Linked DNA regions of Homo sapiens: region 2 is linked to region 1. Evidence: read pairs that join two places in POLR2A ChIA-PET (ENCODE). Cell type or tissue: B cell. All regions are shown on one strand. Region 1 overlaps CCDC88C (coiled-coil domain containing 88C). Region 2 overlaps CCDC88C (coiled-coil domain containing 88C).

What was found. ChIA-PET counts read pairs that join two places held together with the same protein. Peaks named below come from ENCODE experiments on the same cell type or tissue, not always from the same donor. Only the 100,000 strongest peaks of a DNase experiment are listed, where the experiment ranks them.
Region 2: POLR2A ChIA-PET joins it to region 1 with 11 read pairs; 13 of 35 experiments call an interaction of 5 or more read pairs at or near these places.

Annotation. Positions count from the first base shown.
Region 1 is chr14:91,354,396-91,359,395 of GRCh38, reverse strand. All of the region lies in intron 4 of CCDC88C (coiled-coil domain containing 88C), which reads left to right. Among named protein-coding and RNA genes, the nearest start is that of CCDC88C, 61 kb to the left of the region's middle. RefSeq lists an enhancer at 3,988-4,498. In B cell, a CTCF peak has its summit at 4,283 (motif pointing left); DNase peaks (open chromatin) are centred at 2,935, 4,015 and 4,185; H3K4me3 peaks cover 1,408 bases; H3K27ac peaks cover 1,600 bases.
Region 2 is chr14:91,301,211-91,306,210 of GRCh38, reverse strand. It overlaps CCDC88C (coiled-coil domain containing 88C), which reads left to right. Exons shown (of 30, transcript NM_001080414.4): 19 at 285-446; 20 at 2,233-2,510. Among named protein-coding and RNA genes, the nearest start is that of GPR68, 59 kb to the right of the region's middle. RefSeq lists enhancers at 1-88, 89-924 and silencers at 2,629-2,788, 2,949-3,008. In B cell, no CTCF peak of the experiment used is centred here; a DNase peak (open chromatin) is centred at 2,720; H3K27ac peaks cover 1,082 bases.

The DNA.
Region 1 (5,000 bases):
GGAGGCCCAGGCGGCCGGATCATGAAGTCAGGAGATCGAGACCATCCTGGCTAACAAGGTGAAACCCCATCTCTACTAAAAATACAAAGAATTAGTTGGGCATGGTAGTCCCAGCTACTCGGGAGGCTGAGGCAGGAGAATGGCCCGGAGCTTGCAGTGAGCTGAGATTGTGCCACTGCACTCCAGCCTGGGCACAGAGCAAGACTGTGTCTCAAAAAAAAAAAAAAAAAAAAAAGAATGAAGCCTCCCAACCGCTCAGATGTGTGTGCAGAGGCCAGTGAGGCCACCGCCTTGTTCCTCCTGGGAAGATGAGTTTGGGTTTAGGTGCCTGAGTCATACCATCTGGTGGACTCACCTCCTCAGTAAGTGTGGAATCAGCTGACACCATCAGGGAGTGTGGTACCTTAGACAAGAGAGTAAGAATCTCTTTAGAGAACTGACATCTGTCACTGGGGTCCTGCGAGGTTCATGCTCGGTGACGGAGCTCATTGATCTGTCTTATGTCTCCCTGTTGGACTCAGCTCTCCTGGCAGGCACGCGTTCTAGGTCCCCGCAGTCTCTGACGCTCAGTGTGAGTTTGAAAGACTCAATGAGGCCGAGCGCAGTGGCTCACTCCTATAACCCCAAAACTTTGGGAGGCCGAGGCAGGAGGATCGCTTGAGCCCAAGAGTTTAAGACCAGCCTGGGCAACATAGTGAGATCTCATCTCTAATTATAAAATGAAAAAAAGAAAGACCAAATTAAATGTCCTCCTGGCATCTTACAGAAAGTCAGAACTTAATCTCTGCCTGTCAGATAACTTCCTTGGTGCATTAAATGGAGTAATGCCTTGCGTCCCTTTCACCTGTGTGTGTTTACCTGCACCCATAGCTGGTGGACAGAAGTCGCAGGCCCCAGGGACAGAGTTACTCGCTGGCTAGGACTTCCCTTGTTCTGATGGAGACCTTGTCATCATTTTGAAACCTTAGGTCTGGGGCCTCCTGGAGTAGGTGAGGGGTCAAGGAACACAGGAAAAGCCACACCTGTAGGATGGTAATAAACCGTGAATCCTAAACATTAGAGACATTTCCAAAAGGGACTCGGGCTTCCTCTGTTGGCGTCTCCTCAGCCTGGTCTCACTGCAGCCTGGCCATCCCCTCTCCTGTCCGTATGACAGTAGCTAGTGGCCTTGAGACTTTAGAAGAGTTCACTGAGTAACCAGCCGAGGACAAAGCTGGTAGGAGAGCAGTCTTCTTTTAGTGCCACCGCCCTGAGAACATCAGCAGCGGCTTCCTTGTTCCGTGGGGGCGCTCTTTCTGGGCTCCAGCTGGCTGAGGTGTCCGCCTTTGCATGAGCCAGAAGGAAGAGCATCCCTGGACCCCTGATAGTCTTCAGTGCTCTGGCCTGTGGGCACTCACCGCCTTACATGGAGACCCTGCAGAGGCCACCCCTGGTCCTCCTGGTGGCCCCCGGCAGCAAGCGCCCTCCCCCACTTCCCGTGTTAGTAGCAGGGGGCCTTTGGTTCTGCTCCCCTGCCAGCTCTGCCATGGGGCCATGTGTGTTCCGGCTTTATTTCATGGCTCCCCCAGAGAAGGGCGGGGACGCCAGATGCAGTCCATGCTGGCCACAGCCCTGGGCTCCAGGGACCGGGGGACTCTCATGATTTCTGGTAACTTCAGGGAAGTGGAGCCTGTTTTGCTGAGCAGAACTCTGCCACCTTCCTAGTTTATTTGGGGCTGGTTACGGGAGGAGATGAGAGTGATGCCTGTAGAGGTTGGCGGTAGCTTAGTCCTGTTGTTCTGTCTGCCCTGGAGACAGTGGAGGAGCAAAAGGAGGGGACAGCCACTCCGTCTGCCCTGGAGACAGTGGAGGAGCAAAAGGAGGGGACAGCCACTCCTTAGCACGCCCACCCTGTGCTTGGCACTGAACGTGCGTTACAAATGCAATGAAAGACCGAGCGTGCTGGCGAGACACTAGTTCTACAAAAAATAAAAAAGTTAGCCGGGCATGGTGACACGCACTCATAGTCCTAGCTACTTTAGGAGGCTGAGGCAGAAGGATTGCTTAAGCCCAGGAGGTCGAGGCTGCAGTAAGCTGTGATTGTGCCACTGCACTCCAGCCTGGACGACAGGCAAGACTCCATCTTTAATTAGTTAATTAAAATTTGTATTTAAAGGAATGAAAACGTGCTTCTGTGGTGTGGCTGCGCCCATTTCCGTTTATAGGGAGAGAACTGAGGCTCCGAGGGCTTGGGTGCCATGTCCTTGACCAGTTGGCCTGTAAGCAGAGGGGCTGATTGGAAACCTGCTCTGTCCGCCCCCAAACCTGAGCCTCTTCATCTGTCACACATGGACATCTATGGGTTAGGTTTAACTGTAGGCAATTGCCAATATCCAGTCTTTTTTGACCTATAAAAATGGCATATGGTTGAACCTAATATTAAACGCATCCTTCTCCCCGCCTTTTCTCACCCCTCCCTTTAGCTCCAATGTTACCTGCATAGCTTGCCCACCTTCCTGCTGGTGCTCCCCCTCTTCTCATCCCTGCAGGTGTCTCCCCTTCCACTACCATCTGGAAGCCTGCCCTCTCTGCCCCACTACCATCAGGCACCTCCCAACACCACAGAGATTGTCCATGGGCAGAGAACATAGGTCCGCATCTCAGGTCTGCTGCCAAACAGAAACATCTGTAAAGATGTGGATGCTGATTTTTTTTTTTAACAGCTTTATTGAGGTATCATTTGCATGCTATAAAACACACCCATTGTAAGTGTATAATTCAGTGATTTTTTTTCATAAATATACAAAGCTGTAAAACCCTAACCACAATTCAGTTTTTAGAATGTTAAGAGGAAGCTGGTTTTAGACTGTTGACAGGTGAATTGAATGTCCCTGGGGCCCCCGTGGTATATAATCAGCCCACATGGATCAGCTGGTCCCAGCTCTGAAGGTGGAGTTGGAGAAACTGGACAGTGAGGGCTGGGAAAGTGAAGGACGGGAATAACTCTACCCATCACCGAGGGCTCAGAGGGCCCCGGGCCTCGCTGACTGACATGCTAGACGGTGGCCTCGGCAGGCTGCACACAGAGGGCAACGTGTCAGGGCTGGGGGACGGGGAGCTGGGTGCACGGATGAGTAGGTTTGACAGGGGTCCCATGGTGCTCTGAGAGCAGAGGAGGCTGGCAGCGGACATCCACCAGCAGGAAGATGCAGACACCAGTGCTAGGGGCAGAGGGATGTATTTATGAAATAGCATTTTCAGTTTTAAATTGTAAAAATAGATGTGTGAAGCTCTTTTCGTTTCTTTTTAAACAAAGAACAAAGTTGGTGTTTTTTTAATTTGTATGGTTGCCCGGGGTGGGGCATGTGTGTGCTTTTTGACTAAATCTATCCCCGTCGTGTGTGAGGGGCTTGCTTTGTACTCTTTTTGATGGATGCTAACACTGTACTGTTATTTATAACGTTTTATAGTTTGGGGTAACTTTTCTGTTTTGGGCACATAGCATCACAAGCTCCCAGATTCCAGATCCCAACAGAGCATCTGGTCCACCCACTGTTCCCCAACACAATGATACTAAAAGACCCTGAGAGTCTACGCATTTGTCCCCTTTCTCTGACCTAAAAAAGGGAGGTGCCACAACTTACAGTTTTTCTGTATGTCTCACTTAACCCCCCACACCCATCAGACAGAAGGGTGTTCACTCTCTTCCTATCCTGGGTGGAAGTCAAGGACAGTGCAGTAACTATGAAACAGTACTTCGTATACTGAAAATTGCTTTTGAAATCTCTCCTCAGCATCTGCCCGTCCCGGCCCAAACTCCTCACTCCCTTACGCTGTGTCTGCCCTGGGACCGTCTCTGGATTTCTGCTCTGATGGTGCTGTGGTTTTGCAGCTCACTCTCAGCTGCACCCACGCCCCCGGGGAGGGGAGGGTCTGTCTGGTGCCTCACTGCTGTAGTCTCTGCTTCTCCGAGCACGGCCTGGGCTCTGGCTGGACCCTGCTTGAACCCCGCCCTCACTTTTATATGACGGCTCTTATAAGAGCCTGCCCCCATAGTGAGGCGGTGTGCAGGCTTCTGGGGCCTGAGTGCCGTAGAGCGTCCTTCGCCTTGTTTCCCCTCAGCCATCCTTATCCTTCCCTCTTACCCGTGTCTGCGCTGTCGCCTGGTGTCCCGGGTCTACCCTCAGTGCACCCCCAGAAGCCGAGCTCTCCTCTGCAGCCCTCCTCACCACCACCAGCTCCCCTGCTTCCGCCTGGCTGCTCCCCAGGGCAGTGTCCTCACCTCTGCCCCCTGCAGTCTGCTCCCAGCATGGCAGCCCGAGCAGCCCACTCCTCAGGTCAGCCGACTGTCATTTTGCAGCCCGCTCCGGGCACTAGGGCCTGTGCACCTGCCGGTCCCTCTGCCAGCGAGCTGTGTAAACACCTCCTGTGAGCCCCTGTTCAGTGTGGCCCCACCTGTCTCTCCTGCCACACGCCCTGTCTTCTTTGTTCTGCTCTGCTTTCCCTTCTCCATATCTTTTGGCACCTGTGAATAGCCTATACTGTTCACTTATTTTTTCCCCTCTGTGGCATTGCATACTTTTCCCCCGTTAGGGTGCACGCTCTCATGACAGCAGGAATCCTGGGGTTTTTTGTTGTTGTTGTCAGTGCGTTCGAATGCCTAGATCAGTGTCTGGCATGTAGTAGGTGCTCAGTAAATACAGCATCCATGCAGGGGGCCCACCTTTCTCTCTTCCTCTCTCCACTTTGCTCTCCCGTCAAGCTGGGGCCCCTGACAGGTGTTACCCACTTGCTCTCATAGATAAGAAGGCCAGTTGTCAGTGGTCAGGGTCAAGTGAGATTCATTCTCTGCCCAGTACCACGTGTCTGTCTCCCCTAGGCCTGAGATGACTCCCTGAAAACCGCCTTCACCATCTTGCCAGCTGCACAGCTATTAAATATCTTTCGCGGTTACTGGTGAGTGTTTTCTACAAGAAGCCTGTGAGAAGCAAGAGCTCACGTCTGTGCTGTGAGGGAGGATG
Region 2 (5,000 bases), 53 kb after region 1:
GAAAGCATTAAAGAGACAAAGGAAGCAGCTTTAACTCCAGCATGCATTCACCTCCCACTCACATATGCAGGTGTCAGGCAGTGTCCCCATGATGTGTAGCCTTTAAAAAAAATCCTGCTGATTATCTTTTTCAAAGAGAGAAAATATACTGACCTCATCCAGCGGACCCTCGATTTGGCCCCCAAAACATCAACTTTTGAGGGTTCGTTACAACCCAAGTACCTGTGGCCAGTTAGCATTTACCCAGTTGGAGTTTGATTCGCTCATGCCTCCCGATCTTCTAGAATGCAGCTCTGCAGGCTGAGAAGCAGCTGCTAAAGGAACAGCTGCAGCACCTGGAGACCCAGAACGTGACCTTCAGCAGCCAGATCTTGACACTGCAGAAACAGAGCGCCTTCCTGCAGGAGCACAACACCACACTGCAGACCCAGACCGCCAAGCTGCAGGTGAGCGGGGCTCCCAACACCAGTGGTCACAAGCCTGGCGGGATGTTTATCTGTGGCTCCTGGGGACCAACTGGGGGCATTAGGACTCCTCAAAAGCAGCAGATCAAAGCACAAAGCAGTTTGGGATTTTGTTAATAGAGACCCGCTGTAAACAGTGATCAGTGAAGGGGGTGATAGTTTTTAAGCCATTTTCAGTGATTGAGAAAATGGCTGCATGGGCCATTTTCATTTCATTTCTCTCCTTTTACTTGCATTCTTGTCCATGTTTTCCAGTCTTTTCCTTGAAGTGTTACTAGGACTGACTTGGAAAAGAGGTTTCAGGATTAAGCTTGGTTTAACAAAGTTAACCAGGTTTCTTTACTGTAGAACCTGGCAGAACTCTTTCTTTTTAAGCTAATGTGAATTTTTAATCTCTAAGAGGGAAGTGTAGGATATTAAGTGGCTCCCAGACTGTTGAGAGCATCAAGCAGAACTAGGTTGTGTGCCACTTCAGATGCTTGTTTTCATTTATCGCCTATAGACTGTGGGGAAATAAATTATTTATTGCAGTTTTTGTTTGTTTGTTTTGAGATGGAGTCTCACTCTGTCACCCAGGCTGGAGTGCAGTGGTGCGATCTCGGCTCACTGCAAGCTCCACCTCCCAGGTTCAAGTGATTCTTGTGCCTTGGCTAATTTTTGTATTTTTAGTAGAGATGGGATTTCACGAAGTTAGCCAGGCTGGTCTCGAACTCCTGACCTCAAATGATCCACCCACCTCACCTCCCAAAGTGCTGGGATTACAGGCGTGAGCCACCACACCTGGCTTTTTATTGCAATTTCTGAGAAAAGTTTGAAAATATGTATCTTATGGGGCAAGGACAATCAACAGGAAACTGTTTGGCAAAGAAATCGGAATTTGTTCTGGTAACAAGAAAATAGTATATTGACTTACTATTTTGAATTTTTCTTACAGTCTTAATCTGGTTTTAATATCAGGGTAATTCTGGCTTCATAAAATGATTTGGGAAGTATTCCCTCCTCTTCAGTTTTCTGATGATTTTGGATGTTGTTGGATGGAGAGGTATACAAATATCAATTATGTTAAGTAGGTTGATAGTATTGTTCAGGTATTCTATATCCTTATTTACAGATATTCTGTATACTTGTTCTAGAAAATAGGTTCTGTTTTCATTGTAAGAGACAGGGTTTCACTCTGTCGCCCAGGCTGGAGTGCAGTGCTGCAATCATAGCTCACTATAACCTCCAACTCCTGGGCTCAAGCAGTCCTCCTGCCTCAGCCTCCCAAGTAGCTGGGACTATAGGCATACAACACCATGCCCAGCTAAGTTAAAAATACTTTTTTTTTGTAGAGATGGGGTCTCACTATGTTGCTCAGGCTGGTCTTGAATTCTTTGGTTCAAGTGACCCTCCTGCTTCTGCTTCCTGAAGTCCTGGGATTACAAGCCTGAGCCACCACAGTCAGCTGAAAAGAGGTTTTTAAAAAATAGTCAGAGAGGGCACAGCACACAAGGGAGTTATCCAGGGAAAGGACATCATCTGCCCCAGCAGCTCACATTTGTGGCGAGTGGCTCAGGACTGAAGTACCCTCTGAGTGCCCGTCTATGCGGTTTAGTCCCCTTCCCACAGCAGTTGCTTAAGTTCTGGAACAGCCATCCTGGGTACCCTCTGGGTCTTCTGCCCTGAGGGTCCCGGCTATTTTCGTGTCTGCTCGAGCACTTGACCTGCTCCCCAGCCCTCCTCGCTGACTGTGGGGCCTGCGCCACGCCGCGCTTCTCCCTCTCGGCAGGTGGAGAACTCCACGCTGAGTTCCCAGAGCGCAGCGCTCACCGCGCAGTACACGCTGCTGCAGAACCACCACACGGCCAAGGAGACGGAGAACGAAAGCCTGCAGAGGCAGCAGGAGCAACTTACAGCGGCCTACGAGGCCCTGCTGCAGGACCACGAGCACCTGGGCACGCTGCACGAGCGGCAATCGGCCGAGTACGAGGCCCTCATCCGCCAGCACAGCTGCCTAAAGACACTGCATCGGAATCTGGAGCTGGAGCACAAGGAGCTCGGGGAGAGGTAGGGCCTGGGGAAGGAAGGGGATCTGGGGAGGGGTAGAGTCCAGAGGAGAGGCTGGGCCCAGGGGGAAAGGTGGGGCCTGGGGTAGATGGGTGGGACCTAGGGGAGAGGCAGGGCCTGGGGAAGATGGGTGGAGCCTGGAGGAGATGGGTGGGACCTGGGGGAGAGTGATAGAGCCTGGAGGAGGGGTGGGGCCTGGGGAGAGGGGTGGAGCCTGGAGGAGAGGCAGAGCCTGGGGAGAGAGGTGGAGCCTGGAGAGAGGCGGGGTCTGGGGGAGGTGGGTAGGACCTGTGGGAAAGGCAGGGACTGGGGGAGATGGGTGGAGCCTGGACGAGAGGCGGGGGCCTCGTGAGAAGGGTGGAGCCTGGAGGAGAGGTGGAGCCTGGAGCAGAGGTGGGGTCTCAGGAGAGGGTCTCAGGAGAGGCAGGGCTTTGGGGAAGTGGGCAGGGCCCGGGGGAGAGGCAGGGTGTGTGGGGAGGGGAGGTGAAGGAGGGTGGAGGTGGGGCCCCTGGGTAGGCCTGCAGCGGGGCCTGAGGCCAGGCCTGGGGAGTCTGTCAGGCTGCGCGGAGGACTGGGACTTCCCTGGACCTCCCCTGCAGGAAATCTCTTGGCCAGCTGCTTCCCATTGTTGGGGCACCTGAGCTTTCCCAAAAGGAAGGAAATAAACGTTACCTTTAGCAATTTGGAATTTGTGCAACTGAAGACAGTAGTAAGAGGGGCTCCTGTGTGGAGAAGGGGATGCCTCTACTATTTCCAGTGGGCCTTTGGGGCCCTGATCCCTAAGGGTTCTCTTCTGTCTCTTTTCTCCCCAAAACAGAAATAAGGAGGGAATTCTCCACGGCTCCGTTTGTAGGGGTATGCCTTCTCTGGCCTCCCAGCTCTTCTCTTTCATATCAAGGTCTCGCTTGCTTTTTTTCATTTTTAACCTTTAATTATGGAAACTTCCGAACATATAGAAAGGAAGCAGAATCATATAGTGAAACTCTTGTGTATGCATCATGCACTCTCGACAGTCATTTATGTCCTGCTGTTCTCATTTCATGTGCACCTCCCACTCTCCACACCCTCACCCCATTTTTTACAGGTAAAACTTACATTGAAATGCACACATCTTAACTTTGCACTCTTGACAGTTCATGGTCTTGGGTTTTGTATTCATTAAGTCAGCCAATCTGGGCTGGGATTCTGTCTCCTGCTGATCAGTGATGGTACCAGGCACCTGCGCAGGGCATGGCAGGATCCAGGGAGGGCTAGGAGAGGTAGGATGCTGCTCTCCAGAGTCTGAGGGGCAGGTGTGATGTGCACCTGAATCTGATGCATGAGAGAGACATGGCTAAAGAGAGGCTCTCAGGTACTTGGAGTACAACAGAGGGAGCAAGATCTACTTCCTTTGCCTGGGAAATGGCCCTGCTGATGGTATATCCTTTGGAGCCGCCTCAACAACATGGCTAAGTGATCGTTGGTTCTTCAAGGTGGGAGTGGGGAGGACATCTCCACGGTCAGGAGCCACAAATGTCATTGAATCACAAAAGCCTTGTGCGGGCGCTGATGATGCTTGTGGGTTCATGGGTGGTGATGACATTCATTTATTCACTTGCCAAGTGCTTCCTTTTTGTCTCTATCTGGAGTTCTTCACCCCTTTTATCCATCCAGATCTCCATCCTTCAGGGGCTGTTGAGGCATCTGAAACTATAAGACTACTCCTTCCGGCCTAAAGTAGCATCTTCTGCCTCTTTTCACTTTGATCTCTCCCTCGTCTTCCCCCACCCATCTTGTTATTTGTGTGACATTTATTGTGTACGTGGTGCTGTGTCTAGACATGGTAGGAGTTGCACCCAGCTGACAAACTAATGAAGCATTCGTGTAAGTCTGATACTAGCATGATGCCCAGCACTCACCAGGCACTTGCGTGCCTTATTCTTAGTGTTATGTTATGTCGTATTAAATAATGCTGTATTGTATTCTTTCCTTCTTTCTTTATTTTGAGATGGAGTCTCACTCTGTCGCCCAGGCTGGAGTGCAGTGGAGCGATCTTGGCTCACAGCAGCCTCCACCTCCCGGCTTCAAGCAATCCTCCTACTTCAGCCTCCCAAGTAGCTGGGACTACAGGCATGCACCACCACACCCGGCTAATTTTTGTATTTTTTAGTAGAGATGGGGTTTCACCATGTTGACCAGGCTGGTTTTGAACTCCCTACCTCAAGTGATCCACCTGTCTCGGCCTCCCAAAATGCTGGGATTATAGGCGTGAGCCACCGTGCTGACCCCTTATTGTATTCTTAATGTGCATTCAGAGAGCAAAGGTTTTGGCAGGTGGAGTCTGGACTGTTGTTTTCCCTGCAGGTCCTTGCTCAGTACAGCATGTGGTAGTTACTCAGTGCTTTTTGCTGGTTGGACAGATGACTGGAGGCTCCCTTGCTGTGTCTGCAGCAGGGCTACAGGTTTAGGAGTGTAGGTACATGGCACACAAGGATGATGGTTTTCTCTTCT